2 separate regions of the Homo sapiens genome follow, and region 1 is linked to region 2. A link is a loop called in an ENCODE intact Hi-C map of the cell type or tissue named here. Cell type or tissue: chondrocyte. All regions are shown on one strand. Each heading gives the region's core, and the rest is flanking DNA. Links, peaks and the distances in the headings are about the cores only.

Region 1 (15,012 bases), core at 568-5,567, 48 kb after region 2:
CTGGTCTCAAGCTCCTGGACTCAAGCCATGTGCCTGCCTTGGTCTCACAAAGTGCTAGGATTACGGGCATGAGGCACCGCACCCAGTGAGACCCTATTTCTACAAAAAATACAAAAATTAGCTGGGCATAGTTGTGTGCACCTGTAGTCCTAGCTACTTGGGAGGCTGAGGCAGAAGGATTGCTCAAGCCCAGGGGGTGGAGGCTGCAGTGAGCTATGACTGTACCACAGCACCACAGCCTTCATGACAGAGCGAGACTTCTATCTCCCTTAAAAAAAAAAAAAGTTCAGGGTCTTTTGAGGGTGGGCTTCTACTGAACATTGGACATGTGGAGCTGAGGGCTGGGGTGGAGCACTGCAGGCAGACAGAAAAGCATGAACAAAGGAAAGGAGGCAAGAAAGTGGGGGCTGAGGCAGCTGACCATGGGCTGGAGGAACAAGCCCGTGGAGCTGCAGAAGGGGAAACACAGGAAGAATTGGCTCCAGGAAGCATTACCGGGCAGGCATATGTATGGTGATACTAGTGAGAGTGAGATCAGCTGGAAAGCTGGGGTGGGAAGGCCTGGACCAGAGTAACAGCAGAGGAAATGAGCAGAAGGCTTGGGGGCAGGAAACCATCAGGACTTCTTAAATTTGGGGGCGTAGAGCAGGATCAGAGACAGGGAGGTGGAAAGTCGCTGGCTGAACTTGCAGCCCACCCCAGGTGCTGTCAAGCATCCAGGTCAGGGTTAGAAATTGGTCGCCTGGAGCTCAGGGCTGGGATTTGGGCTTGTGGTTGACCTGCCTATGGGTGAAAGTCATCACCTCCGTATTAAAAGGGATTGCCAGCCGAGAAGGAGCCACGAAGGTGGAAGGAGACCAGGGGAGTCCCAGTCAAGAGGCCGCCTGAGGAACGTTTCAAGGAGAGAGGGTGCTCAGCAGTAGTGGATGTTGGGGACACCTCATTGGAACGCCTGGCACATAGCGGACACTCAATATTTGTGAGCTGAATGAAAGAAAAACCCGGAGTAAGAACATGATACATTCAGGACAAGCAACATGAAAGAAATAGCAGTTGAATTTGGGAGTCAAGAGAATAACTGAGACCCTTTAAGTGGCATAAGGGAGAAAAAAAGGAAAAAATAACTGAGAGATTGTTGCATTTGTTCCAGAAAATGGCTGGGACCTGCCCCAAGGCCAACACTAAGCACTGATAATTGACCATTAGGAAACTCTGTCCCGACCTGCAGAGTGGAGGCTCCACTCCAGAGTGGAGGCTGGAGTGGTGTGGGGTTTAATGTGCAACCTTTTTTTTTTTTTTTGACAGAGTCTTGCTGTGTTGCCCAGGCTGGAGTGCAGTGGCGCGATCTTGGCTCACTGCAAACTCCACCCTCCCGGGTTCACGTCATTCTCCCGCCTCAGGCTCCCGAGTAGCTGGTACTACAGGTGCCCACCACCACGCCTGGCTAATTTTTTGTATTTTTAGTAGAGATGGGGTTTCACCATGTTAGCCAAGATGGTCTCATCTCCTGACCTCATGATCCGCCCACCTCGGCCTCCCAAAGTGCTGGGATTACAGGTGTGAGCCACCGCGCCTGGCCTAATGTGCAACCTTTGTGTAGAGGTTGCAACGTAAATGCAAATGTGAGCCTTTTCCATTCAATCTCAACATTTAGAGATCAGAAAAAATAATATATATAATACTGCTAAATGGCTCACATAATTCCATTACAAATCACTTCTTTCTTTCCACGTGTGTTTTTCTTTCCCCTTAGAAATAAAGAGGATGTAACAGGTTCTCTGGCACTGTGACCTTCCTTACAGCTTGCCTGTAAGTCCTTTATTTATTTATTTATTTATTTATTTATTTATTTATTTATTTTTGAGACGGAGTCTTGCTCTGTTGCCCAGGCTGGAGTGCAGTGGCCTGATCTCAGCTCACTGCAAGCTCCGCCTCCCGGGTTCATGCCATTCTCCTGCCTCAGCCTCCCAAGTAGCTGGGACTACAGGCACCTGCCACCATGCCCGGCTAAATTTTTGTACTTTTAGTAGAGATGGGGTTTCACCGTGTTAGCCAGGATGGTCTCGATCTCCTGACCTCGTGATCCGCCCGCCTCAGCCTCCCAAAGTGCTGGGATTACAGGCGTGAGCCACCGCCCCTGGCCTCTAGTCCTTTTTTAACAAGGTTATTTAAAAAGACTTTACTGGCCAGGCGCGATGGCTCACGCTTGTAGTCCCAACTACTCGGGAGGCTGAGGTGAGACGATTGCTTGAGCCCAGCAGTTTGAGGCTGCAGTGAGCTATGATTGTGCCACTGCACTCCAGCCTGAGCAACACAGCAAGACCCTGTCTCAAAATAACTAGCTAGCTAGCTAAGTAGCTAACTAACTTTACTGCTTCTTGAGATTCCTATCCCTGGACATTTAAAAATACATTATTTAAAAAAATGCATTTCCTATTTTTCTGGCTTAGAGAAAGATCATTTTCCTTCATATCTTTCTGGCTTTAAAAATATTACTCTGGGGTGGCTGCTGTGGCTCACACCTGTAATCCCAGCACTTTGGGAGGCCAAGGTGGGAGAATCACTTGAGTCCAGAAGTTGGAGACCAGTCTGGGCAACACAGTGAGACCGTCTCTATAAAAACAAACAATTACTCTGAATGGGAGAAGAGGCTGCTGAAGGCCACAGTGGGGAGCAGGGCGCAGACACCCCTGGCACAGTGCCGGCCAGTGGGCACCCCCAGCCTGACTCTATTTGCCAGAGGCTGAAGTCCAGAGGGGTTGAGGGGAGAGCACGGCAGGTCCTGGGGCCCCTCCCCCGCCTTGATCCTAGGGCGCCCCTGACCTTTGAGCCGGCTCGGGTTCCGGCTCTGGCGCGTGCACACTCGCCTCGCCGTTCGGGACCAGCCAGATCGCGGCGGCCTCGCGGGCGGTTTGGTCGGTGAGGTCTTGGCCGCGCGCGGCAATGCTGAGGCTGCTGGCGTCCGGGTGCGCCCGGGGCCCGGGGCCCGGCGTGGGCGCGCGTCCTGCCGCAGGGCTCTTTCATCCGGGGCGCCGCCAGAGCCGCCAGGCTTCCGACGCGCCCCGGAACCAGCCCCCCAGCCCCGAGTTCGTGGCCCGGCCGGTGGGCGTCTGCTCCATGATGCGCCTGCCGGTGCAGACCTCCCCCGAGGGGCTGGACGCTGCCTTCATCGGGGTGCCCCTGGATACTGGGACCTCCAACCGGCCTGGGGCGAGGTAAGGCCGGAAGGACGGGGGCCGGGTACACGTGGAGGGACTGCTTGCTGGCTGTCGGGCATGGAAAGCACCGAGACAGGCGCCCCTGCTGGCCCCGGGTCGAGTTGGAAGCTGGTGGCCGGCTCCAAAATGCCCCTTATGGTTTGAGATGGTTGATTTACCTGGACCCTCAATAAGCAAACCCCAGGGCTCAACATGGGCGTGGCCTCCCACATCTTAGTGTCATCATTGGTCAAGAAGGGATTTTGGCCGGCCCGGTGGCTCATGCCTGTAATCCCAGCACTTTGGGAGGCTGAGGCGGGCGGATCACGAGGTCAGGAGTTCGAGACCATCCTGACCAACATGGTGAAACTCTGTCTCTACAAAGGTACAAAAAAAAGAAAAAAAAAGCCGGGCATGGTGGCGCGGGCCTGTAATCCCAGCTACTCGGGAGGCTGAGGCAGGAGAATCGCTTGAACCCGGGAGACGGAGGTTGCAGTGAGCTGAGATTGCGCCACTGCGCTCCAGCCTGGGCAACAGAGTGAGACTCCGTCTCAAAAAAAGAAAAAAGAAGGGATTCTGGAGCCTGAACCTTCTCTGTGTCCCCATCCTGGGGCCTTGCTGGGATGGCTGCTGTGGATTCCTCCCCTCTCCTCTCCCCAGCTTACAGTGGCAGGTGACATTGCATTTGAGAGCAGAAACTGGCTGCCCCTTCCCCAAATCTGAAGATGTCACCTGACTCAAGAAATGCTCAAATGAAGGCAATTTTCCTAGGATCAAGTCGGAGGAAGCAAAATTCATCTTCCTAGTTATTGAACGTCAGCAATTTCTGATTCAGCTCAGCAACACTATATCTGACCGTACTGATCTGAATTATGAAAGCCAGCACTTATTAAATGTCTCCTAAGTGCAAGGTGCTTTGCATAGATTACCTCATTTAATTTTTACTACAGTGCAAGGTAAATATTTTACAAATTAGGAAACTGAGACTCAGGTAGATCATGAAATTCACTAATGCCATTTAGTACACTTATTTAGTCTCTTCGATACATAGCCTAGATCGGTGATTCTCAAGTGGGGCGGTTTTGCACTCCGGGGACATTTGGCAGTATCTGGAGGCGTTTTGGGTTGTTACACCTTGGAGGAAGGGTGCTACTGGCACCTAGTGAGTACAGGCCGGGATGCTGCTAAGCATTCCATTATGCAATGCCGCGACACGGAATCATCTGGCCCCAAATTGCTGAGGCTGAGAAGCCCTGGCCTAAGCAAAGCCTGAAATCTCTGCAGATGATGGCTGACAGGATGATTCTTCCTTCTGCAGATTCGGACCTCGCCGCATCCGGGAAGAATCAGTGATGCTTGGGACAGTCAATCCTAGCACGGGGGCCCTCCCCTTCCAGTCCCTCATGGTTGCAGACCTAGGCGATGTGAATGTCAATCTTTACAACCTTCAGGACAGCTGCCGGCGAATTCAAGAGGCCTATGAGAAAATTGTAGCAGCTGGCTGTATTCCTCTGACCTTGGGTAATGTCAGTCTGCAAGAGCCAGAGTAGTTCCCTGCACTCAGGGTTTACTTATCCTGTACTCAGGGGCTTGAGTACAGCTACTTCTCCCCTGCAAGCCACTGCAAATGTGCAGACAGTAGGAAAGAGAGCATTGTAATTCATTTATTTTAATCCCTGGGGAGAGAATATTTCACGTGTGTGTGTATGTGTGTGTGTGAGACAGTCTCACTCTGTTACCCAGACTGGAGTGCAGTGGTGCAATCTCGGCACATTGCAACCTCCACTTCCTGGGTTCAAGCAATTCTCCTGCCTCAGCCTCCCAAGTAGCTGGGATTACAGGCGCCCACCACCATGCCTGGCTAATTTTTGTATTTTTGGTAGAGTCGGGGTTTTGCCATGTTGGCCAGGCTGGTCTTGAACTCCTGACCTCAAGTGATCCGCCCACCTTGGCCTCCCAAAGTGCTGGGGTTACAGGCATGAGCCACCGCGCCTGGCCAAGATGATGTTTCTAATGACTTTATTTGCGAGGAGAACTGCAAAGAGGGTGTTTTTGTCCTGCTCAGGGTCTACATCAACCTATAGGGCAGCTTTCCCCTTATCCTCACCCCTGACCCACTCTCACTTTTTCTCTTGTTCACAAATACTTAAAATGACAGGGATCTTTTCCTAAATATCCAAATTCATTTTTGCCAAGTTAGAGAGCCTAGCCTGCATGGCATAGTGGGAGGAGTGTGGTTTCCCGATGGCATGGTTTGAAGTCTCAGCTGCACTTCTCCCTAGCAATGTTGCTGTATACCGTGCTTGATGCTTCACACCCTCACCTGTAAGATGGGAATGATCACAGTAACACCTACTCACTGCATGATGTGAGGGGCATATAATGAAAGTGCACATGAAATGCCCAGCATCAAGCATGGCATATCTTTTTTTTTTTTCTTTTTTTTTGAGACAGAATTTCACTCTTGTTGCCCAGGCTGGAGTGCAATGGCACGATCTCGGCTCACTGCAACCTCCGCCTCCCGGGTTCAAGCAATTCTGTCTCAGCCTCCTGAATAGCTGGGATTATAGGCGCCCGCCAGCATGCCCGGCTAATTTTTATATTTTTAGTAGAGACGGGGTTTCATCATATTGGTCAGGCTGGTCTCGAACTCCTGACCTCAGGTGATCTGCCCACCTCGGCCTTCCAAAGTGTTGGGATTACAGGCGTGAGCCATTGCGCCCGACCTATGCATGGCATATCTGAAGCTTCAATAAATGTTAACTGTTATTATTATCAGAAAGAATACTTTCCTAGGTCTGTGCTGTCCAGTAAGGTAGCCACTAGCCACATGTGGCTACTTAAATTCTTTTTTTTTTTGAGACAGAGTTTTGCTCTTGTTGTCCCGCTTGGCTCACGGCAACCTCCGCCTCCTGGGTCCAAGTGATTCTCCTGCCTCAGCCTCCTGAATAGCTGGGATTACAGGCGCGTGCCACCACGCCCAGCTAATTTGTTGCATTTTTAGTAGAAATAGGGTTTCAACATGTTGGCAAGGCTGGTCTCGAACTCCTGACCTCAGGTGATCCGCCGCCTCAGCTTCCCAAAATGCTGGGATTACAGGCGTGAGCCACCACGCCCGGCCTAAATTCAAATTAATTAAAATAAAATATTCAGTTTCTTAAGTCATATTAGCTACATGTATGTCACATGTGTGTCACATGTGGATAGTGGCTACCATATGGGCCAGTGCAGATAGAACATTGTCATCATCATAGAAGGTTCTATTGAACAGAGCTATTCTAGGCATTTTCCTAGAATACTGTGAAAAGGCAATTCCTAGAGTAGCTCTTAACTTGTCTAATTTCCTCTTTTATTTATTTATTTTTGAGACACGGTCTCACTCTGTCACCCAGGCTGGAGTGCAGTGGTGCCGACATGGCTCGCTGCAACCTTGCCCTCCCTGGGCTCAGGTGATCCTTCCACTCCAGCCTCCCGAGTAGCTGGGTCTACAGGCGTTTGTCACCATGCCCAGCTAATTTTTGTATTTTTTGCAAAGACGGGGTCTTAATGTATTACCCAGGTGGACCTTGAATTCCTGGGCTCAGGCGATCTGCTTGTCTTGGCCTCCCAAGGTGTGAGCCACTGCGCCTGGTCTATTTTTATTTTTATTTTTTAGAGACGTGGTCTTGCTGTGTTGCCCAGGCTGGTCTCAAACTTCTAGGCTCAAGCTATTTATTTATTTATTTTATTTTATTTTTTGAGATGGAGTTTCACCCTTGTTGCCTAGGCTGGAGTGCAGTGGCGCGATCTTGGCTCACCGCAACCTCCGCTTCCTGGGTTCAAGTGATTCTCCTGCCTCAGCCTCCAGAGTAGCCGGGATTACAGGCATGCGCTACCATGCCCGGCTAATTTTGTATTTTCAGTAGAGACGGGGTTTCTCCATGTTGGTCAGGCTGGTCTTGAACTCCCAACATCAGGTGACCTGCCCGCCTTGGCCTCCCAAACTGCTGGGATTACAGGCATGAGCCACCGTGCCCAGCAAGCTATTCATTTTTTTGAGATAGTGTCTTACTCTGTCGCCCAGGTTGGAGTGCAGTGGCACGATCACAGCTTACTGCAGCCTTGACCTCCCAGGCTCATTCAGCATCCTGCCATTCTATAAGATCTTACTGTAGCTGTGGTTATAACTCCCCCCAGGCTGAAAGGGTGAAAATTGAGTTAAGATTATTCAGCTGGGCATGGTGGCTCATGCCTGTAATCCTAGCACTTTGGGAGGCCAAGGCGAGTGGATCACTTGAGGTCAGGAGTTTGAGACCAGTCTGACCAACATGGTGAAACTCCGTCTCTACTAAAAATACAAAATTAGCCAGGTATGGTGGTACACACCTGTAATCCCAGCTACTCGGGAGGCTGAGGCAGGAGAATCGCTTGAACCTGGGAGGCAGAGGTTGCAGTGAGCCGAGATTGTGCCATTGAACTCCAGCCTGGACAACAGAGCAAAACTACATCTCAAAAAAAAAAAAAAAAAAAAAAGATTATTCTATGTAATCCTCCAATTCACTTTCCAGATGTTTTCTTCTTCCTCTTTGCAGGTGGAGATCACACAATCACATATCCCATATTGCAAGCGATGGCAAAAAAGTAAGTCTCAAATGGCTTGGGCCCAGCAAGATTTCAAAAGCCAGAAGCTAGGGAATGAGTTATTTGCTGTTTGGTGGCATTAGGTGACTGCTGCTGGCTCAGGTTATGAGCTGCTTCTGGGGATCAAAATTAAGGTTGAGCTCCAGGTGTCTCTGTCAGTCAGCAGCTAGAAGCCAAGACAATTTATTATTAACAGTTCTGGCCACCCTCCCTTGCCCTAGATCTCTCCTGGTATGTGTGCTCAGCATTTTCAACTTGCTTCTGTTTTTGGAAGATGAGCCTCTAGTGAAATACACAACCTCAGTTAACTTCAGTTTCTGTTTTGCTTCAATGGCCAAAAACAAACACTGACAGGCACAATGGTGGACCTTGCTGAGAGGCCCTTGTTTCCTCCTGAAAGGGCACCTTTCTCAATCAAAAGACTGATTTGCCAGTAGTGGAAGTCTACCCAGGATTGGCCGACTTTGGCTAATTTAGTTTGAGAAAGAGACAGAAGGACCCGGGTGGAGGGTGGCAGCTCCAGAATGTGTCTGTGGAAGCACATGTGGGTGGCATTCTGGTTGGAGGTGGGAGGGTGCAGGTCTTTGCTCAAAGCTGCATTTATTCCTCACGGATTTGGATCAGATGTTTATTTTGGGTGGCTGGCAGGGGTTGATGGAGGTTATGGAGAGAGCTGGATTAAAGCTTCCTCTTCCTCGGTTGGAGAAAGGGTGTGTCTTGGTTTAGTTAAGCCTTCAGCCAAGCTCCCCTGTGCCACCACCCTTGATTCTCATCCTGTCTCTAAGTGAAGCAAATTCTGGGTGATAGGTGTGGGTGGCAGCCAAAACATGTCTATTTCCTGCCTGACTTCTGTGAGTTTATTGTTCCTCTGAGATGCAAAGTGATCTCAAGAAGACAGGAACCAGTTGCAAGGCAGAAAACGGATGCCAGGTCTCCCCTTTTTGGCTGTGAATTGTCACCAAGTTTTGGTGGCCCGAAGGGTGGCTGTGCTAGGGCCCCACAGGGAGGGTTGGCCTCTGAGCTGCCCTGTTGTCATCAGGCATGGCCCAGTGGGGCTGCTGCACGTGGATGCGCACACGGACACGACCGACAAGGCCCTAGGAGAGAAGCTCTACCACGGGGCGCCCTTCCGCCGGTGTGTGGATGAGGGTCTCCTGGACTGTAAGCGTGTGGTGCAGATTGGCATCCGGGGCTCTTCCACGACCTTGGATCCCTACAGATACAACCGGAGCCAGGTGACAGACCGAATGCCCCCCACCCTTGCCCCTCAAAATGTCTTCCTCTCCGTTGCCTCACCAGTGGCAGCCAGGGATTGAGCGGGGGCTTTACTAATCAAGTCTGAAGCAGGGATACAAGGCTGAGTTTGCATCATCAGGGGCATAAGGAGCATAGGAGTGAGGAAGTTGGTTTATGGGCCATGGGAAGTCTATCGCTGGGCGGGGGAGACAAGCAGAAATCGACCAACCCCTCGGACGGTGCTGGCTTAGAAGAGGGGAGGAGGCCGGGCACAGTGGCTCACACCTGTAATCCCAGCACTTTGGGAGGCTAAGGTGGGTGGATCACCTGAGGTCAGGAGTTCGAGACCAGCCTGGCCAACATGGTGAAACCCCGTCTCTCCTAAAAATACAAAAATTAGCCAGGTGTGGCGGTGCGCACCTGTAATCCCAGCTACTCGGGAGACTGAGGCAGGAGAATTGCTTGAACGTGGGAGGTGGAGGTTGCAGTGAGCTGAGATCGCGCCACTGCACTCTAGCCTAGGTGACAAAGTGAGACTCCATCTCAAAAGAAAAAAAAAAGAGGGGAGGAAGTCCGGACCCAAGATGAGTTGCCACCTTCTTAGTTCTGGTCCTCGTACCCTCTAGGCAGAATGGCTCTCAGATAGACGTGTATGACAAGACCCCAATGGAACAGACCCAAATCCCTTGCTTTTAGAGCGTGCCAAGGCCAGTCTTCTGGACAGAGCAATTCAAAAGGTGCTAGCGTGAGCTGCTGTTTCCCACTCTTGCTTTAGCAAAGCTTCTCTCTGATTCCAACTCCATCAGTCAGCTTTGACCCTGCTTCCTTACCACTCATTGTCCCTCCCTTCCTCACCTGTAAAATAGGATAGTTCCCTCTTCATGGAGATGGAGGGTCAAGTGTCATGTGCACACAGAGCTGAGCATGGGGCTGGCAAACAGGAAATGCCCTGTAAATGCTGCCAGACAGAAACCTCAGTCCCTGTCTCTGCAGGGCTTCCGGGTAGTCCTGGCTGAAGACTGCTGGATGAAGTCGCTGGTTCCTCTGATGGGGGAAGTCAGGCAGCAGATGGGAGGCAAACCCATTTATATCAGCTTTGATATTGACGCTCTGGATCCTGCCTATGCGCCAGGGACAGGGACACCTGAAATTGCTGGTCTCACTCCTAGTCAGGTAAGGAGATTCCACCAGTGAAGATCCTGGGGGTGGAGACACTTAACACCCATTTTCCTGGGACTTGAAGCGAATCTTTAGGAATCAGGATAGGATTTTTGTTTGTTTGTTTGAGACGGAGTCTCACTCTGTCGCCCAGGCTGGAGTGCAGTGGTGCGATCTCGGCTCACTGCAACCTCCGCCTCCCAGGTTCAAGCGATTCTCCTGCCTCAGCCTCCTGAGTAGCTGAGATTACAGGCACATGCCACTACGCCCGGCTAATTTTTGTATTTTTAGTAGAGATGGGGTTTCACCATGTTGGTCAGGCTGGTCTTGAACTCCTGATCTCGTGATCCACTCACCTCGGCTTCCCAAAGTGCTGGGATTACGGGTGTCAGCCACCGCGCCTGGCTGCCAAGGTAGGATTTTAAGAGCAGAGCACCTAGGCCTTTTCTGTTCTCTGGGCTGAGGATAAGTTTGAATACCCTCTTACTGAAGGGTGATTGATTTTGGCAAGGGCCTTCATTTCCTATCTGGGATATAATAGTCCCTTATTTTGTCCTTTATTTGCTCTTCCTGCCTTCAGTTCATCTGTCATGAAAACAACAGTTCATAGGAACAACATTATAGTATCCTCTCTTAAGAACACTAAACTTGGCCGGGCACGGTGGCTCACGTCTATAATCCCAGCACTTTGGGAGGCTGAGGTGGGTGGATCACGAGGTCAGGAGATCGAGACCATCTTGGCTAACACGGTGAAACTCCGTCTCTACTAAAAATACAAAAAAATTAGCCGGGCGCGGTGGCGGGTGCCTGTAATCTCAGCTACTCAGGAGGCTGAGGCAGGAGAATGGCATGAACCCGGGAGGCAGAGCTTGCAGTGAGCCGAGATAGAACCACTGCAGTCTGGCCTGGGCGAAAGAGTGAAACTCCATCTCAAAAAAAAAAAAAAAAAAAAAAAAAAAGAACACTAAACTTGGCCAGGTGTCGTGGCTCACGCCTGGAATCCCAGCACTCTGGGAGGCCGAGGCGGGTGGATCACAAGGTCAGGAGTTCGAGACCAGCCTAGCCAAGATGGTGAAACCCTGTCTCTACTAAAAGTACAAAAATCAGCCCGGCACGGTGGCAGGCGTCTGTAATCCCAGCTACTTGGGAGGCTGAGGCAGGAGAATTGCTTGAACCCTGGAGGCGGAGGTTGCAGTGAGCTGAGATCGTGCCACTGTACTCCAGCCTGGGCAACAGAGCAAGACTCCACCTCAAAAAAAAAACCAACCAACCAACCAAACAAAAACACTAAACTTGGCCGGGCGCAGTGGCTCACACCTGTAATCCCAGCACTTTGGGAGGCCAAGGCATCAGGCGGGTGGTTCACCTGAGGTAGGGAGTTTGAGACCAGCCTAACATGGAGAAACCCCATTTCTACTAAAAATACAAAATTAGCCGGGCATGGTGGCGCATGCCTGTAATCCCAGCTACTCGGGAGGCTGAGGCAGGGGAATCACTTGAACCTGGGAGGCTGAGGTTGTGGTGAGCCGAGATCATGATATTGCACTCCAGTCTGGGCAACAAGAGTGAAACTCCATCTCAAAACAAACAAAAACACTAAACTTATCTTTTTAGGGTTAAATTTAAATAAAAGTGCATACAACGGGCCAGGCGCGGTGGCTCAGGCACTATCCTCAGCACTTTGGGAGGCCAGGGTGGATGGATCGTTTGAGCCCAGGAGTTTCAGCCCAGCCTGGGCAACATAGTGAGATCCCATCTTTACTAAAAATAAAAATAAAAATTAGTCTGGTGTGCTAGTGTGCACCTGTAGTCCCAGCTACTAGGGAGGCTGGGGCAGGAGGATCAACTGAGCCTGGCAGGTCAAGCCTTCAGTGAGCCGTGATCATACCACTGCACTATAGCCCGGGTGACAGAGACCCTGTCTCAAAAATAAATAAATAAATAAATAAATAAATAAATAAATAAATAAAAGTGCATGTGATGGCACAATTACCTGCCAAGGTAAGCTCAAGAGTTTTAGAAACACCCAAATAAAGCTCCAATAATGTGTGCTGGGAGTAAATGCACGGGGGCAGAATGGTTATGACTAGAATCTCCCCAAGGGCAGGACCTATGTATTGTTCCCTACCTTGTCCTTGGAGCCTAGGACAGTGCCTAATACAAATAGTAGGCACTCAAAGACATTTGAGAGTAAATGAATGAAGACTGCTTAAACCTAATCAAGTACCTTACATCCTCTAAGATCTTAAAGGAGGGTGGCCATAACTCTCTCTCTTGAAATGGCTGTAACCATCCTCTCTTCTCATGAGGGATTTCTGAAACACATTCCTCATCCCTCTGCTTAGCAACCTTCTGGGCTTTTCACCTGCAGGATGGGAACCCTTTCAGACAAGGTCACTCTCTTCCCATCAGTCTCCCTCACTTACTCTGTCTTCTGGCCACATCTTACTACCTGAACTTTTCCCATCTTGGTGCCTTTGCCTGTGTTTTTCCCTCTGCCTGGCCTATCCCTTGAACTGGGTATTTCCACCTTGGGGAAGCCTTACCCACCTCTCCAGGCTATTACCTATGCTGATACCATTCTGGGCTTGCTTTCCTTGAAGCCCTTGGTGCATGACATTGAAACGATTGGTTTCCTTGTCTCCATCACCACACCATGCAGCCCTGAGGAGCAGGGACTGTGTACGCATTATCTGTTTCTCTGGGAGGCCTGCCAGTGTGCCTGGCAGTCAACAAATGTTTATGGAGGGAAAGCCAATTCCAAGTCAAAGGGTGGCGTGGGCTGGGAAAAGCTCTACTGGGTGCTTTTCACTGTAAATGATTACCACTGTGGACAACTCAGTCTTGATCTTGAATAGGCTCTGGAGATCATCAGGGGTTGTCAAGGCCTGAACGTGATGGGCTGTGATCTTGTCGAAGTTTCACCACCGTATGATCTTTCTGGTGAGTAAGCAAAGAGACTGAGATCCATGGGCAGCCGGTAGCTTAAATTACACGAAGCTAGTTAATAAGTAGAAAATGGGGCCAGGCATGGTGGCCCAAGCCTGTAATCCCAGCACTTTGGGAGGCCAAGGTGGGCAGCTCACCTGAGGTCAGGAGTTCAAGACCAATTTGGCCAACATGGCGAAACCCCATCTCTCTAAAGATATAAAAATTAGCCAGGTGTGGTGGCACACACCTGTAATCCCAGGTACTCAGGAGGCTAAGGCAGGAGAATCGCTTAGAACCTAGGAGGCGGAGGTTGCAGTGAGCTGAGATTGCGCCACTGCACTCCAGCCTGGGTGACAGAGCGAGACTCCATCTCAAAAAAAAAAAAAAAAAGATGAGTCCCTTATATGACTTGGGGAAGCAGCTGAGCATGTCCAATGGTGAAGAAAACACACCTATTACTGCACACCTTACAAACATGAGCTCATTAACCCTAACAAAACCCCCAGGAGGTAGTTAAGTATCATTAGCTTGCCCACCAATCAGCAGAAGAGAAAGAAACCAGCCTGTAGTCTAGTGACAGGGTGGCCCAATCCCCGTCTCCTTTGATGTTTCATTGCAAAGTGAATTCTAAAGCATAAATAATATATGTTAATATTTATCAAATAGGAACTTAGCTGGTTAAGATCTTCAAAGCAGACGCCATCCCAATAATTTTAATGTAGACAAACTTATGGAATTAGGCCTATCGACCTCAGAGGATAGATAATACAGTACACATCATTATTATAGGTTCTCCTTTGGGAAAAATCTGTTCTCAGAGTAAACAAAGAACTTTCTGAATTTTAAAATATGATTCCCAAATGATGCTTGATGGAGGCAGAGAGCCTGGGCAAGCGTGTTCACAGCTGGCGGGCACCCTAGAGGGGTGCACAAGACAGGGCTCTGGAAAAGGAGGCACAAGGGGAAGAGAAAGCTGAGGAGTCCCAAGGCTTGGCTCAGCGGGTCGTCTGCAGGGTATTCATGTGAGGTTTTACTTTTTCTTAGGGAACACAGCCCTGCTGGCGGCTAACCTGCTGTTTGAGATGCTATGTGCTCTCCCCAAAGTGACAACCGTCTGAGTCTTGTGCTCTTCAAGACAAAACAGATTGCGTCGCTGACAAGTTCTCAAGAAGAACTTATGAGTAAGCAGTCTGAGAACTAAAGAGTTTATGCCAAGAAAACTTTCTGCTGAAAGTGTCATTGCTGGCTGTGAAGTCGGGATAATCAGTAGAATTCTCACCCAAACAGCAACATTTCTAAGGAACTTGGATTAATTGGGGGAAAAAAAAAGGAGTACTTGTACTGCTTTGATTTTTTTTCCTTTGATGAAAGATGGAGGATAAAGGGGAAGTGAGGAGAATTTCTTTCAAGATTATCTAAACATTAGAAACATGACATTTAAAAAAACTATGAAATAATACTGTATAAGCATTCCATATTTCTATATCTTCCTTTTAAACATTTTTTTTTTTGAGATAGAGTTTTGCTTGTCACCCAGGCTGGAGTGCAATGGCATGATCTCGGTTCATTGCAACCTCCGCCTCCCGAGTTCAATCGATTCTCCTGCCTCAGCCTCCTGAGTACCTGGGATTACAGGTGCCTGCCACCACGCCTGGCTAATTTTTGTATTTTTAGTAGAGACAGGGTTTCACCACATTGGCCAGGCTGGTCTTGAACTCCTGACCTAAGGTGATCCGCCCGCCTCAGCCTCCTTAAAGTGCTGGGATTACAGGCATGAGCCACCGCACCCAGCCGCTTTTTAAAATTTTGATGATCTGCTTCCTAGAGTATTGAGTATCTTCCTTTAAACTACAGCTCCTCCTCGGACGCT
Region 2 (15,012 bases), core at 7,201-12,200:
CCACAGTGTCTGGCCCTATCAAGTTGTTTTTATATCAAATTTTGGGCTGGGTGTAGTGGCTCATGCCTGTAATCGTACTTCAGGAGGCCAAGACGGGAGGATCACCTGAGCCAAGGAGTGGAAAACCAGCTTGGGCAACATAGCAATATCCCGTCTCACTATGTAAACAAGTAAGTACATTATTTACTACTTTATCTGCTCAAAAAGTAAAATTAAAAACAAAAACCCCACACTGGGACACTATAGTCTACTATTAATAAATCATGCAGTCTTCCAAAATTTAGAAGTGGACTCCCATACTCTGCTCCAACAATCAGACTCTCTTCCCTTTAAATATGAGGGCACTTAGGTTATTTTCTCTCCCAGAAACATGTACACGGCGGGTTGGCCTATGTAGAAGACAGTCGCTTCTGTAATCTTTACAGTCCTAATTTCTCCCTGAAACTCTAGTTCTACATTCTTGTGCACTGGACATTTCTGTCAAAGCCAACAGGCATAAAACTCTTTCTCCCCAAATAATTCTCACTTTGGATTTCTCTGTGTTTGCCAATGGGATTATTTTCTTGCAGCCATAAAACCTGGGCACTGTTCACTTTTGACTCTTCTCCTAGTCTTTCTTCTCTCAAACCTGTAAATAAGGTCTATGCAATTTCTGCTATTTCTGATGCCCTTTCTTCTCCTTTTTTTTTTTTTTTTTTTTTGAGACTGAATTTCACTCTTGTTGCCCAGGCTGGAGTGTAATGGTGCAATCTCGGCTCACTGCAAGCTCCACCTCCTGGGTTCAAGCGATTCTCCTGCCTCAGCCTCCCGAGTAGCTGGGATTACATGCAAGTGCCACCATGCCCGGCTATTTTTTGTATTTTTAGTAGAGATGGGGCTTCAGCATGTTGGCCAGGCTGGTCTTGAACTCCTGACCTCAGGTGATCCACCTGCCTTGGCCTCCCAAAGTGCTGGGATTACAGGTTTGAGCCACTGTGCCTGTCCTGATGCTCTTTCTTCTAACCATAGTGATCAGCCTGGCTCACACTGCCATTCCCTTGCAAAAGGACAATTGTTCTGGCTTCCAAACCACTCCGTGGATGCGTAATTTAAAGCAAGGATATTGTTGTGACCCTTAGGGGTACAGAATTTTCCAGATCTGTGTCTACCTTTAGTTTTCCTAAAATGTCACTTTTTTTTTTTTTGGAAACACAGTCTTGCTCTGTTGCCCAGGCTGGAGTGCAGTAATGTGATCTCAGCCCACTGCAATCTCTGCCTCCCAGGTTCAGGCTATTGTCCTGCCTCAGCCTCCTAAGTAGCTGGGATTACAGGTGTGCCACCATCATGCCTGGCTGATTTTGTGTTTTTAATAGACATGGGGTTTCACCATGTTGGCCAGGCTGGTCTTGAACTCCTGACCTCAAATGGTCTACCCGCCTCAGCCTCCCAACGTGCTGGGATTACAGGTTTGAGCCACTGCACTGGGCCAATAGCACCATTTTCAAATCACTTACTTCTTCATCTGCTTAAAAGTCCTCAATGGTTTCCACTCCTTATGAGATTAGTTTCAAACCACCATCACCACAGCTTCAGATCCCACCCCATCCTGGCTCCACCATTTCTTTCCAGCCGTACATTCTAACTACTCTAAACCCTCTGCTTCAGCAGGAGGAATATGTCCCCTTTGCCATTCACTCACTTTGACCCTCCTGTAAAATGGTCCCTGCCCTGCTTTTTTTCCTGAATTCCACCGATGCTTCAAGATCTAGCTCAAGACCCACTTCCTCCCTAACTGACTGCCCTTTTGCAATGACCTCGCCTCTCACTCAATTCCAACACTTCCTGCTCATATTACTCACAGGTACCCTACACTTTATAAGTAATAAAAGTTCTTGGCATTTGAGAAAGATTAGATTCAAAAAGGCCCAGAAATAATGAAGGAAAAGGGAATTTGGAAAGGCAATTCTCTCTTTTCTTCCTCCTTCTTAATTTACAAAAGCCAAGTTATTAAAGTAAGCAACCCAGGATGAGAAGGGCCCCTTTCACTGCTCTCCTGCATTTTCCAAAGCCTCAGCTCAAATGCTGTCTTCTGGAAAGACTCTCCTGAGCACCTCGGTCAGAGTGAGAATGTGGTCTCTACAGCCATCCAACATTCACCTGATTTTTGCACAGTGGTTGAGATTTCTGGCATCAAGGGGACCTGGGGCTGAATCCAAAGCCCACCACTCACGAACTCTGTATACCTGGAAGCGTGACTTGATCCCTCTAAGTTTCCTTATGTGTAAAAGACAGAGTAGAGAATGTGACCTCTCTATATCTAAGTTTTCTTATGGATAAAACAGGAATTATAGAACAAAGTACATAGAGATATTCTGAGGATGAAATAAAATTGAGTAAGATGATTATATTAAGCACCTAGCATGGTGCTTGGCACACAATAAGGAATCAATACACACTGAGTATTCTATTAGCGTCTTCTATGTATTTGTCTCTCACTCACACGGGGACCTCTGAGGCTCCAGTCACTAAGTCTTATCACCAAGCACTCAGCACAAGGCCCTACCCACAACAGATATTTTTTAAACTGAATAATTTCAGTTTTTTTTTAAACTCCCAGGAATGTCTGTATCTCAAGATACAAACTCTTTTTTTTTTTTCCCCCGAAGGCAGGGTCTCACTCACCCAGGCTGGGGCACAGTGGCACAATCACAGCTCACTGCAAGCCCTGACCTCTGCCGTCACCACAGGCTCAGGTGATCTTCCCACCTCAGCCTCCCCCGTAGCTGGGACTATAGGTACGCACCACCACACCCGGCTAATTTTTGTATTTTTTGTAGAGGCGAGGTTTCCCCATGTTGCCTAGGCTGGTCTCAAAACTCCTGGGCTCAAGCAATTCTCCCACCTCACCCTCCCAAAATGCTGGAATTACAGGTATGAGCCACTACACCCAGTCTCAAGGTACAAACTCTTAATGAGAGTTGAGGCCAGGAGTTCCCAATCAGCCTACACAATACAGGGGAACCCTGTCTCTACAAAAAGTTAAAAAATCAGCCAGGTATGGTTGCACATGCCTGTGGTTCCAGCTACTTGAGAGGCTGAGGCTGGAGGATCACTTGAGCCCAGGAGTTGGAGGCTGAAGTGAGCTGACTGCACCACTGCACTCTAGCCTGGGTGACAGAGACCCTCTCTTTAAAAAATGAGAGAGAGAGAGCTGAAACCCAGCATGTGCTCAGGAATGTGTAGATGAACAAATGAAAGAAAATACTTTTTTTCTTTTTATATAGAAATACACAGTGAAGGGGGAAAATATTATTTGAGCAAGGAATTTTTCTACTCTAGGAACTCACCTATCTTACAGCCTTGAGTGAGACAACCCAGAATTAAGATGTATGAGACCACTCAGTCATACACCCACAAAATGCTGCATGGTGTAGTCTTACTAAAAAGCAAACGGTTGTTACTGACAGAAAAGGTGCCAACTAGTATGTGAATTAACTGAACCCTCAAGCAGAAGAATCCCTGTCTCCTTACTTGGTTGTTAAGTTCTTTAAGGGTAAGAACCATACCCAGATAGCCTTACACTCCTCCCAAATCTTGGCAAAGTGCTGGTGCACAGGCCAGGCTGAAATGTGTTTGACCTATACTCTACACAGCTCCTTTTATAGCTCCTTCTTCTAAACCTATGTATTCCCAGTTTTTTACAGAAACATCCAAGAAATTCAGGATGCTAGATAAGGGGAGTTAGGAAGAAAAAGGAGACACCACAAAATACAAAACTGGTTAAGAAATGATTAAAGAAAGAAACCTAATACCAACAGAATGCCTCGCAAGTGAAACAGTAAGTCCCACGCTAGTGAGTTAGCAGCCTAAAGAACTACAGCCATCTGGGCCAGGCACGGTGGATCACTTGAGGTCAGGAGTTCAAGACCAGCCTGACCAACACGGTGAAACCCCATCTCTACTAAAAATGTAAAAATCAGCTGGGCGTGGTGGTTGGCGCCTGTAATCCCAGCTACGTGGGAGGCCGAGGCTGGAGAATCGCTTGAACTGAGGAGACAGAGGTTGCAGTGAGCCAAGATCACGCCACTGCACTTTGGCCTGGGTGACAGAGCAAGACTCTGTCTCAAAAAAAAAAAAAAAAAAAAAAGTACAGCCATCTGAACGGATGCTTGAGCCTCCCCTTCTCCCGTGTCAGGTAAAGATGTTGGAGGGGAGACCAAGAAATAAAAGACAGAGACGTCACCTGAGTCAACAAAGGCTTTCACAGGATGTCCATTCACTTTGCAGTTAATATAAAGCATCACTACTTGGCCAAAACTTTCCGGAGCCTCTTCCATAGCTATTGTCATGTTTTCCTCAATGTTCTGTTGCCTGTAACAGAACAAGACCAGGGACACTGAAAGCATTAATTCCATGGAGAGAAATCAGTTTCAAAGTCACAATATTAAAAAACAGATTTGTACATATCTTTTGCCCCAAGCACAGCAGCCGAGTCATAGAAAAATTGGTGCTATATGGGGCAAGAGATCATTTCCAAAGAGGCAGTAAGATGAACAGCTGGCAGAAAATCTAAAGGCATAAAAATTACCCTTTGTAAAACACTAAGCCGCCTTTCTATGCTCAGAAATAAGAAACTGGAGAGCAAGGGTTACAACCCCATTTTTCTGGCAGAATGTTAGAATTTCGGGAATGTTCCAATTTTAACTGAGGATTTACTGGGTATCTGAATACATTTCCTAAGCCCAGAACATTACAAAAAGTTCACAAACAGAAAACACAAATATTTCAACGTCTTGTGCTGCATCTGCTGCTTCATCTCCAGGACTGGGTTTTCTAATCTGTACACTAAGGATAACTGTTACCTAGGTTGCCAAGAGGTACAAAGCATCTAGTATACAGTGCTCATATAACAGCTTATGCTACAAAAAAATTGCACCCATCACTTAAAACTACATGTGTTTCATAGTTCATTTGATCCATGAAATAATTTGTTTAAAAATTCAACATGCTGGCCGCACACGGTGGCTCACGCCTGTAATCCCAACACTTTGGGAGGCCAAGGCGGGTGGATCACCGGAGGTCAGGAGTTCAAGACCAGTCTGGCCAACATGGTGAAACCCCATCTCTACTAATAATACAAAAACTAGCCGGGCATGGTGGCATGCACCTGTAATCCCAGCTACTCAGGAGGCTGAGGCAGTAGAACTGCTTGAACCCGGGGGGCGGAGGTTGCAGCCAAGATCGCACGACTACACTCCAGCCTGAGCGACAGAGCGAGACACCAAAAACAAAAAAAATCAACATGCCAGGTGCAGTGGTTCACACCTGTAGTCCCAGCACTTTCTTTGGAAGGCCAAAGTAGGTGGATCCCTTGAGCTCAGGAGTTTGAGCTCAGGAGTTTCAAACCAGCCCGGGCAACATGGTGAAACCCCATCTCTCCCCACCAAAAGGAAGGAAAAGAAAACAAAAAAATCAACACAACTCTAATTCTTACACGAGAAAAGCAACAAAAGGGAGTTCTTGCTTACTCCAACATCTCATGTTTATTCCCAATTTTTTTCTACTCCCTTAAAACAGCATGAATCAATCTCCTTTTAAAAACATTATCAAATACTACCAACATTAATGGAAACTAGGTCAGCGGTTGGGCAACTTACCTGAAGACTGAGACACTAACAGAACAGCTTCTAAGATTTGGGATAACCTACACTGTAAATCCAGGGTTGGTAAATCATAGCCTGCTGTTTAGGCAAAAAAAGTTTTATGGAAACACAGTGATATAGTGCATTTACATATTGTCCTATTGTCTATGGCTGCTTTCACATGGCAGTGGCGGAGCTGAACATGAGCAACACAGATTGTATGGTTTGCAAAGACTAAAATATTTACTATCTGCCCATTTATAGAAAGTCCACTAAGGCCTGGCACAGCAGCTCATGCCTATAATCCCAGCACTTTGGGAGGCCAAGGCAGGCGGATCACTTGAGGCCAGGAGTTTGACACCAGCCTGGGCAACACAGTGAGACCCTATCACTATAATTAGCTGGGCGTGGTAGCACAAGCCTGTAGTCTCAGCTATTCAGGAGACTGACGCAAGAGATTGCTTGGGCCTGGGAGGCTGAGGCTGCAGTGAGCTAGGATGGCACCACTGCACTCCAGCCTGGACGACAGAGCAAGATACTTTTTTTTTTTTTGCCCTGTTTTATGGTGCTGACCCTGTCTCTTCAACAAACAAACAAACAAAAAATAAACCTCACACCAAGCGTGGTGGCTCACACCTATAATCCAAGCACTCTGGGAGCTGGACAAATCACTCGAGCCCAGGACTTCAAGACACGACTGGGCAACACGGCGAAACCTCGTCTCTACAAAATACAAGAAAAATTAGCCAGGTGTGGTGGTGTGCCTATAGACCCAGCTACTCAGGAGGCTGATGGGGGAGGATCACCTGAGCCTAAGAAGTTGAGGCTATGAGCCATGATCGTGCCACTACACTCCAGCCTAAACGTCGGAGGCCCTGTCTCAAAACAAACAAAAAAAACTCTGCTGACTCCTGCTCTAACTACAGTTTCTGTTCTTTTCATAATAATCATCTAGCTCAAGTGAACTGATAGCTTTATCAGTCATTTTGCAACAAAATTTAAACTCAGAAAGTCAAAAGCACCTTCCTTTAGGCAAATATGAAAGCTATCGAACCTGTGTTCACCTACCCTGTGTAATCACTGGTGTAGCAAGCCATATGAAACTTTAATAGACATTTTATATAATTACACAGGTTTTATGCTATTGCACATTATTAAACATAGAAATAACCTAAAATTAATTGTATACTTCATCTTGCATGGACTCCAACCCAAATGAGTTTCAACAAAAAATCCTCTGCAATAACACCAGCTACTTTGGCTTTTCTGGGGTCCATATGTAGAGAGTCTCTTCAGAGGTACAAGGTTTTCACCTTTCAAAGAATGGATGTGGCCAGGCGCAGTGGCTCACACCTGTAATCCCAGCCCTTTGGGAGGATGAGGAGGGTGGATCACCTGAGGTCAGGAGTTTGAGACCAGCCTGGCCAAGATGGTGAAACCCCATCTTTACTAAAAATACCAAAATAGCCGGGCGTGGTGGTACATGCCTGTAATCCCAGCTACTCAGAAGGCTGAGGCAGGAGAATCGCTTGAACTTGGGAGGCGGAGGCTGCAATGAGCCGAGATCGTGCCACTGAACTCAGGCCTGGGCGACAGAGCAAGACTCCGTCTTGGGCCTGGGGTGGGGAAGAGAATAGATGTGTCACCCTATTTCCTTCATTCAAGCCCTAGAAAGAAACATGAGCCTTATGGACACTCTCTATTTCACTTCTATTCTTATTTATTTTTTTGAGATGGAATTTCGTAATGACTTAGGGCTGTCAATTAATTCTAGTGTACAATTATATTTCTTTTTTTTTTTTTCCTAAGATGGGGGTCTCACTCTCTTGCCCAGGTTGGAATGCAGTGGTACAATCATAGCTTACTGCAGCCTCCAACTACTGGGCTCAAGTGATCTTCCTGCCTCAGCCTCCTGAGTAGCTGGGACTGCAGGTGCATGCCACCACACCTGGCTAATTTATTTTATTTTTTGTAAAGACAGAGTCTCACTTTGCTGCCCAGGCTGGCCTCAAACTCCTGGCTTCAAGCAAAGTGTTGGGATTACAGGCATGAGCCACCAGGACTAGCCTGTATTTCTGATTTCAAATGTAGTAAGAAGAGTAAGAGGCAGGACATGGTGTTCACACTTGTAATCCCAGCACTTTGAGTGGCTGAGGTAGGAGATCAATTGAGGTCAGAAGGAAGATCAATTGAGAAGAAGGACGGGCTAAGTGCAGTGGCTCATCCCTATAATCCTAGCACTTTGGGAGGCTGAGGCGCGTGGATTGCGTGAGCTCAGGAGTTCAAGACCAGCCTGGGCAACACAGTGAAATCCTGTCTCTACAAAAAATGAAAAAATTAGCTGGGCGTGGTGACAGATGCCTGTATTCCCAGCTATTCGGGAGGCTAAGGTGAGAACACCTCAGTCTCGGGGAGGTCCAGGCTGCAATGAGCTGTGATTGTGCCACTGCACTCTAGCCTGGGTGACAGAGTGAGACCTTGTCTCAAAAAAAAAAAGATAAAAAGAATAAGAAGTTTAAAAAAGCATGATTTAATTTCTAAGTTGATAGATAGTGTAATACAATGACCAAGTTAGGCTTCATTTAAGTAACCGGAATGATGACACGGTCCCTAAAAGGCCAAGCAGTCTAAGTGTAGTAAGTATCGTTGCTGTTATCTTCTTCTTAGTTATACTAAGTTCTTCACAATTAGCAACAAAAACTGACTTGAGGCAGGAAAAGCAGCTGTCCTTTTTTTCAGAGAATGACTGAACAGAATCTTGCTTGTGACTATCAGTGTGACTGAGGCCGGAACAGCGTCACTGTCCTTGCTTGAGCTCCATGCCCGACAATTCTGATTCATCAGATTTGGGAGAAGAGTCCAAGCATCTGCATTTTTAAAAGTTTCTCATGTGATTTTACTATAGCCCCAGGTGAGAACCACCGCATTACAGAAACTGAGAGCTGGAAACATGTCCAGCATTCAGTTTATCCACTGAGGCCAGTACAAGAAATGCAGCAGGAAAACAGACTTAGGACTACCAACGTTCCATCGGCGCAGAGCCCTCTCTAATCCAATCATGTTTAAGCCCTGGATTTAATCAGGACTTATACAATATGTCTAAAGAAAGAGAGTCAAATCAGCCCATGTAATATGCAACCAGCCTTGTGGTCTCACCAGATGGTGGCTTCTGCTCAGTCCGGGGGTCATTTATCTAAAGCTGTGTTATGATGCTCTGTCTGCTAGTCAGGGAGTCCTCCTTAAAATTTTAGAAAGAAAGTCATTAAACTAAGCACCTATATCTTTGTCATGTCAAATCGAAATGCATAGAAAATGAAAGAGGAGAGACTAACCTAAAAGACTGAGGTTACTATCTCAACTGCAAAACAGAGAAGCTACCTCCAAGCAGATGCCCAACCAATGTCAGATAACCTGCAGTCTGGGAAATCTGGAGTCTCTAAGTTTTGTTCTTTAGATGAACAGGTCTTTACCTTATATCTTCTTCTATCTTTGCCTGAGCTTCAAGGTCAAAGGGATCAGCAGAAAACAGACGAATCCTTTCTTGCTCTCTCCGGGCTCGGTCCTGCTGCTGCTCCACCAGGACTCTAGAAAATTTCTCTACAAAAATAAGGGAGAAAAATCTTAAATATCACTATATTTTCAACGTTTATCAGTACTTTTCCACACCAAACAATTTATCAAACTACATCTGTAAGAGATGCAGAGAGGATGCCTAAAGCTTATTTAAAATGAGCAATTACATTTACTTTCTGTTCTCTGAGTCAAGGCTATTTCATCATTTAAATTCAGTGTAAAGAAAGTATTTGTGGCTGGGTGTGGTAGCTCATGCCTATAATCTCGACACTTTGGGAGGCTGAGGTGGGAGGACCGTTTGAGCCTAGGAGTTCGAGACCAGCCTGGGCAACATAGCAAGACCTTGTCTCTACAAAAAATATAAAAATTAGTTGGGCGTGGTGGTGCATGCCTGTAGTCCCAGCTACTGTTGGATGGGGGTTCAAGGGTGGGGGGATGGCCTGAGCCCAGGAGGTCGAGGATGCAGTGAGCTGTGATCGCACCACACACTCCAGCCTGGGTGACATGGTGAGACCCTGTTTTTTTTTTTTTAAAAAAAAAAAAAAAAAAAGTATTTGCAAAAATTTTTTATAAGAAGTTATCTATCATATTGTTTCTACTCAGAGGTAACAACTTTCCAATTTAAAATGGTGGGGAGTGACCATGTGGCAGATCAATGTCTCCACTCCTCCATTCCTCATTGTTCTCATTATCCTACTACCTAGAAACAAAATACAGCATTATATAATCTCCTTTTCCTCTTCTAGTTTCATTTCTTTTATAACATGCCCTGCCTTAAGCCAGATACATTAAGTATAAACTATTTTTAGTCTACCTATATTTTGTGTGTGTTCTGATGAATTAATAGGCAGGAAAATTAGTAGAGAAAACACTGCTTGCTATAAGATGTATGTTACAACAAGAACCTATTTTGCAATTTCTTTTTTTTTGAGATGGAGTTTCGCTCTTGTTGCCCAGGCTGGGGAGCAATGGCGCAATCTTGGCTCACTACAACCTCCACCTCCCAGGTTCAAGTGATTCTCCTGCCTCAGCCTCCCAAGTAGCTGGGATTACAGGTACCTGCCACCACGTCCAGCTAATTTTTGTATTATTAGTAGAGACTGGGTTTCACCATGTTGGCCAGGCTGGTCTTGAACTCCTGACCTCAGGTGATCCACCGTGCCCGGCCTATTTTGCAATTTCTTAAATGGTGGTACATTTAAGTGTGCAAACTTAAATGCCCCATCATCACCATCTTTGGTGATTAGATATGCTGATATAAGAGATTAAAAGATATTATGACAATGGTTATCTGAACTACTAATGCACACAATACAGATGGATCTAAAAAGCATTAAGTTGAGTGAAAAGCCTAACACGAGCTGGGAGTGGTGGCTCACGCCTGTAATCTCAGTACTTTGGGAAGCCGAGACGGGTGGATCACGAGGTCAGGAGTTTGAGACCAGCCTGGCCAACATGGTGAAACCCAATCTCTACTAATAATACAAAAATTAGCCGGGTGTGGTGGTGCACGCCTGTAGTCCCAGCTACTTGGGACACTGAGGCGGGAGAATCGCTTGAACCCAGGAGGCGAAGGTTGCAGTGAGCAGAGATCGCGCCACTGCACTCCAGCCTGGGAGACAGAGTGAAACTCCGTCTCAAGAAAAAAAAAAACAAAGCCTAACACGAAAGAGCAGACACTCTATTATTCCATATACATGAAGTTTAAAAATACGGGAAACTAAACCATAAGATTATCAAAACAGTAGTAACCTATAAGGAGAGGAGATTGACTAGAAAGCAACACAGTGGAACTTTCTGGAGTGAGAGAAATGTCCTGTGTCTTGATTGGGGTTACAGGAGTTTGTCAAAACTCAAGGAATTGTATATTTAAAATCTGAGTACTTCGCTTAAGGTAAAGATTGCCAATTTAAAGACAGTCAATTGAGGAATGAGTCATTAAGTGTCTGTTATGTTTTTAGACTTAACCCAATTTAACTCATAAACCCAAGAGTAAAATGAGAGTAATTTACAGAGAAAACTCGATTCATAAAGATGGCTACAAGTTAGCTGGGTGCAACTGCTCATGCCTGTAATCCCAGCACTTTGGGAGGCCAAGGCAGGCAGACTGCTTGAGCCCAAGAATTCGAAAGCAGCCTGGACAACATGGCAAAACTCCATCTCTACAAAAAATACAAAAAATAACTTGGAGTGGACTGAGGTTATGGTGATTCCATTTTGCCATACAGGGCACTGAACCTTCCTGGCATCAGCTGGCATCAGCTGGCTTGTTGATGATCTCTTTAATTGAAGATCTAACTAAGGTTAAAATATCGGTACTGGCTGGGCATGGTGGCTCACACCTGTAATCCCAGCACTTTGGGAGGCCGAGGCAGGCGGATCACGAGGTCAGGAGATCGAGACCATCCTGGCTAACACGGTGAAACCCCGTCTCTAATAAAAATACAAAAAATTAGCCAGGTGTGGCAGCATGCGCCTGTAGTCCCAGCTACTTGGGAGGCTGAGGCAGGAGAATGGCATGAACCCGGGAGGCGGAGCTGGCAGTGAGCCAAGATTGCACCACTACACTCCAGCCTGGGCGAAAGAGCAAGACTCCGTCTCAAAGAAAAAACAAAGAAACAAACAAAAATCAGTACCTAGGTTATCTGCTGCCAAAAACAATGAGGAAAACAAAAAGTAAACCAAGGGGGGTGGCCTAGATGGATTTCACTGCTAAAACTCTATTGCTGTTTCCAAGTAACTCAGCCTTTGACTTTAGCACTAATTTACCTCTCACAGAGAAAAAACTGGTATGTTCAATAAATCATGTGACACAGTGTCGCTTGAGTCTCTTCACATTTGCTATGACACAGCTTCTTCACCTCAGGCCAGCCTAATAGCCTTCCAAATTTATAAGCTTACCAAGGTCTCCACTGAGCAGAGCTTCTGCCAGGGGTGGATTGCGTTCCTTCAGCAAGGACAGCTCATGCGGGTTGGCCAGCAACATATCTCGGAGCAAGGCTGGATTGTCCAAGCCCTGAGGAGATGAAGTTATTTCTCCAGGAGATGAGTGGGACTGCTGTGTTCCTGGTGGCTGGCGCTGCCGGGGACTTGATGTGCCAGGCACAGCTATACTACTGAAATCTATTCGGGGTAAGTCTGTTGGGGAAAATCAATTCAGTTTACTCAAATTACTCTACAAAAACAAGCACTTGAAGGAAACAGCAGAACACTTGCTCATACATGGTATATGACAGCAGCAAAGGTAACTGTAGACTTTAACCTTGTTCTTTCTCATGATGACTCTGAATATAAAGACTGCCGGCTGAGAGTGAATCGATAGAAGAAGAAAAATAGGGGGAAGGTGATGGTAGTAACTCCAAATTTTTAGCTTATAAAATATCTCACAATAGACATCAGGTTTTTAATTTATGTTTTTAAATCATTAAAGTGGCCAGGCGTGGTGGCTCACACCTGTAATCCCAGCACTTTGGGAGGTCAAGGTGGCTGGATCACCTGAGGTCAGAAGTTCAAGACCAGCCTGGTCAACATAGTGAAACTCTGTCTCTACTAAATATACAAAAATTAGCTGGGCGTGGTCGCAGTCACCTGTAATCCCAGCTACGCAGGAGGCTGAGGCAGAAGAATCACCTGAACCCGGGAGGTGGAGGTTGCAGTGAGCCGAGATGGCGCCATTGCACTCCAGCCCAGGCAACAAGAGCGAAACTTCATCTCAAAAGAAAAAAAAAAAAAAAAATTAAAGCTAGTTTCAATAAATATAATTGCATAAGTCTGGATGTTGTTCTTGAGAAAAATCCTACTCTGGTCTGACATATGGTTCAAACAGCCTTGACGCTTGGATTAAAGAATTTTTTTTTTTTTTTTTTGACACGGAGTCTTGCCTTGTTGCCCAGATTGGAGTGCAATGGCACGATCTTGCCTCACTGCAACCTCTGCCTCCTGGGTTCAAGTGATTCTCCTGCCTCAGCCTCCCGAGTAGCTGGGATTACAGGCGTGTGCCACTACGCCCAGCTAATTTTTTGTATTTTTAGTAGAGATGGGATTTCACCATGTTGGCCAGGCTGGTCTCGAAATCCTGACCTCAGGTGATCCACCCACCTCAGCCTCCCAAAGTGCTGGGATTATAAGTGTGAGCCACTGTGCCCGGCCGGATCAAAGGATATTATATATGTCAAGTGAGCAGCATAAATATTAGATGCTAAATTCTGCAAGTCAGTGCTAAACGTATTGGCTCAGGGAAGTTCTTAATAGTTCTCTGAATTTATACTTTAATCTGTGCATCTCTGCTAACTCTTCTCATGCCCTTGGGGAGCTAAACAGTGTCATCATTTTATAGAAAAGAAAGAAGAAAAGGGACTTGCATAGGTTCTCAGTGCTGAATACACCAAAAGCTACCACAGTTTAGAAGCTACAACTCCCAGGTTCTATATGCCAGGTGGAACTGACCTTACTAAAATGAAAGGAAGATAAAAGGGAATTTTAATCCTTACACAACGGACTCACATATTGTATGACCCCATTTATATGAAATGTTCCAAATAGGTAAATACATAGAGACAGAAAGTAGACTTGTAGTTGTCTAGGCTGCGGAGACTAGGGGGAAATGGGAAATGACTATAAATGGGTATAGGATTTCTTTTTAAGGTAATGAAAATACGCTAAAATGGATTGTGGTGATGGTTACACAACTCATGAATATAGTAAAAAAAAATCATTTAAATGCATGAATTCTATCTCAATAAAACTGTTATTTAAAAAAGAAAAATGAAAAAGAGAAAAGTAAACAAGGAGAGCCAGAATGAGGGGCTAGGCCTGAGTCAATCGACATTCCTTCAACTCCAAAAAATATAGTTGATGGTCAAACTTGTCTGAACAACTGAATACTTTTCTTAAGGATAACTGTGCTTAATGTTATAAATGACAGTACACTAAGCAATTCCACAGTGATCAGAATTATAGCACAATCCTTGCACTATTAAGGATTTTAAATAAACTAAAAAATCAAAAAACAAACAAACTTGTCTCAAGTCTGGGACTATCCTGAAGCCTTTTTGGACCTCAGATAGAAAAAGAGAATGCTTAAACTCATGATGTAACATTTCTACCCTTTAGCAGGGGTTCAACTAGCCACTTTCTTCAACTCCCAACCAAGGAAATGGTGAAGTGAAGAGGATGATCTCTGTGAGGTAGTTAATCTATACCAGCCAGAAAAACATATATGGGTGGGCCCTCTTTGCAGGTCAAGAAATTTTATCTCCACTCCTGTTATACATTATCTTGAGAGTCCATTCACTTCAGAATAATTCTCAAAAACATGTTTACTTAATAGACCAGATCACTCCTGCCCCAACCTGTTACAGGCTCTCTTGTCCATAAACAACAATGCAGAGGAAAAAAAAAAAGAAGTAAATTCCGGAATTAATAATCTCATCAAATTAACCAAAGGAAGATGTGGTTTTTACTGATTGTCATAGTTGTTTAAATACGTTTAACTTCTTCAGAAAGAAGTTTTAACTTCTTTCTAAAGTTTAACTGTGGCCCCAAGGGACTAATGTCTTCCAGATCTGGTGGAGCCGGTCCTTGATGGTCTCAGTAAGTTCCAGTTTCAGGCTGAATGGAAACACTGTGGTTAAAACTGCAGTCAGTCTGTCATCACCCAGACTCTGCCAGCATCTGTCACCATAAACTTTAAAACTGGTGACCTACAGGCTAAACACTATTTAAGAAAATCTATCTGAATATGGCAGCGAATGGAAAAAAACCACACATTTCACCAAGCTGTTTCACATTAAGACCTTATAATCATTTTGTGGATCAT

What was found. Hi-C counts contacts between places; a loop is a spot of excess contacts. Peaks named below come from ENCODE experiments on the same cell type or tissue, not always from the same donor. Only the 100,000 strongest peaks of a DNase experiment are listed, where the experiment ranks them.
Region 1: it touches region 2 in a loop (4-fold over the local background); 4 of 110 quality-filtered maps call a loop at or near these places.

The regions. Positions count from the first base shown.
Region 1 is chr1:15,572,899-15,587,910 of GRCh38, reverse strand. AGMAT (agmatinase (putative)) reads left to right here and starts at 2,860. Exons shown (of 7, transcript NM_024758.5): 1 at 2,860-3,215; 2 at 4,516-4,718; 3 at 7,769-7,817; 4 at 8,857-9,052; 5 at 10,047-10,226; 6 at 13,070-13,154; 7 at 14,187-15,012. The coding sequence starts at 2,944. The coding sequence ends at 14,260. RefSeq lists a silencer at 2,878-3,207 and an enhancer at 3,318-3,367. In chondrocyte, for the core only: CTCF peaks have their summits at 3,083 and 3,288; a DNase peak (open chromatin) is centred at 3,241.
Region 2 is chr1:15,627,645-15,642,656 of GRCh38, reverse strand. DDI2 (DDI proteasomal shuttling factor 2) reads right to left here. Exons shown (of 10, transcript NM_032341.5): 3 at 12,096-12,332; 4 at 9,092-9,218; 5 at 4,223-4,350. Among named protein-coding and RNA genes, the nearest start is that of DDI2, 18 kb to the right of the region's middle. In chondrocyte, for the core only: no CTCF peak of the experiment used is centred there; no DNase peak of the experiment used is centred there.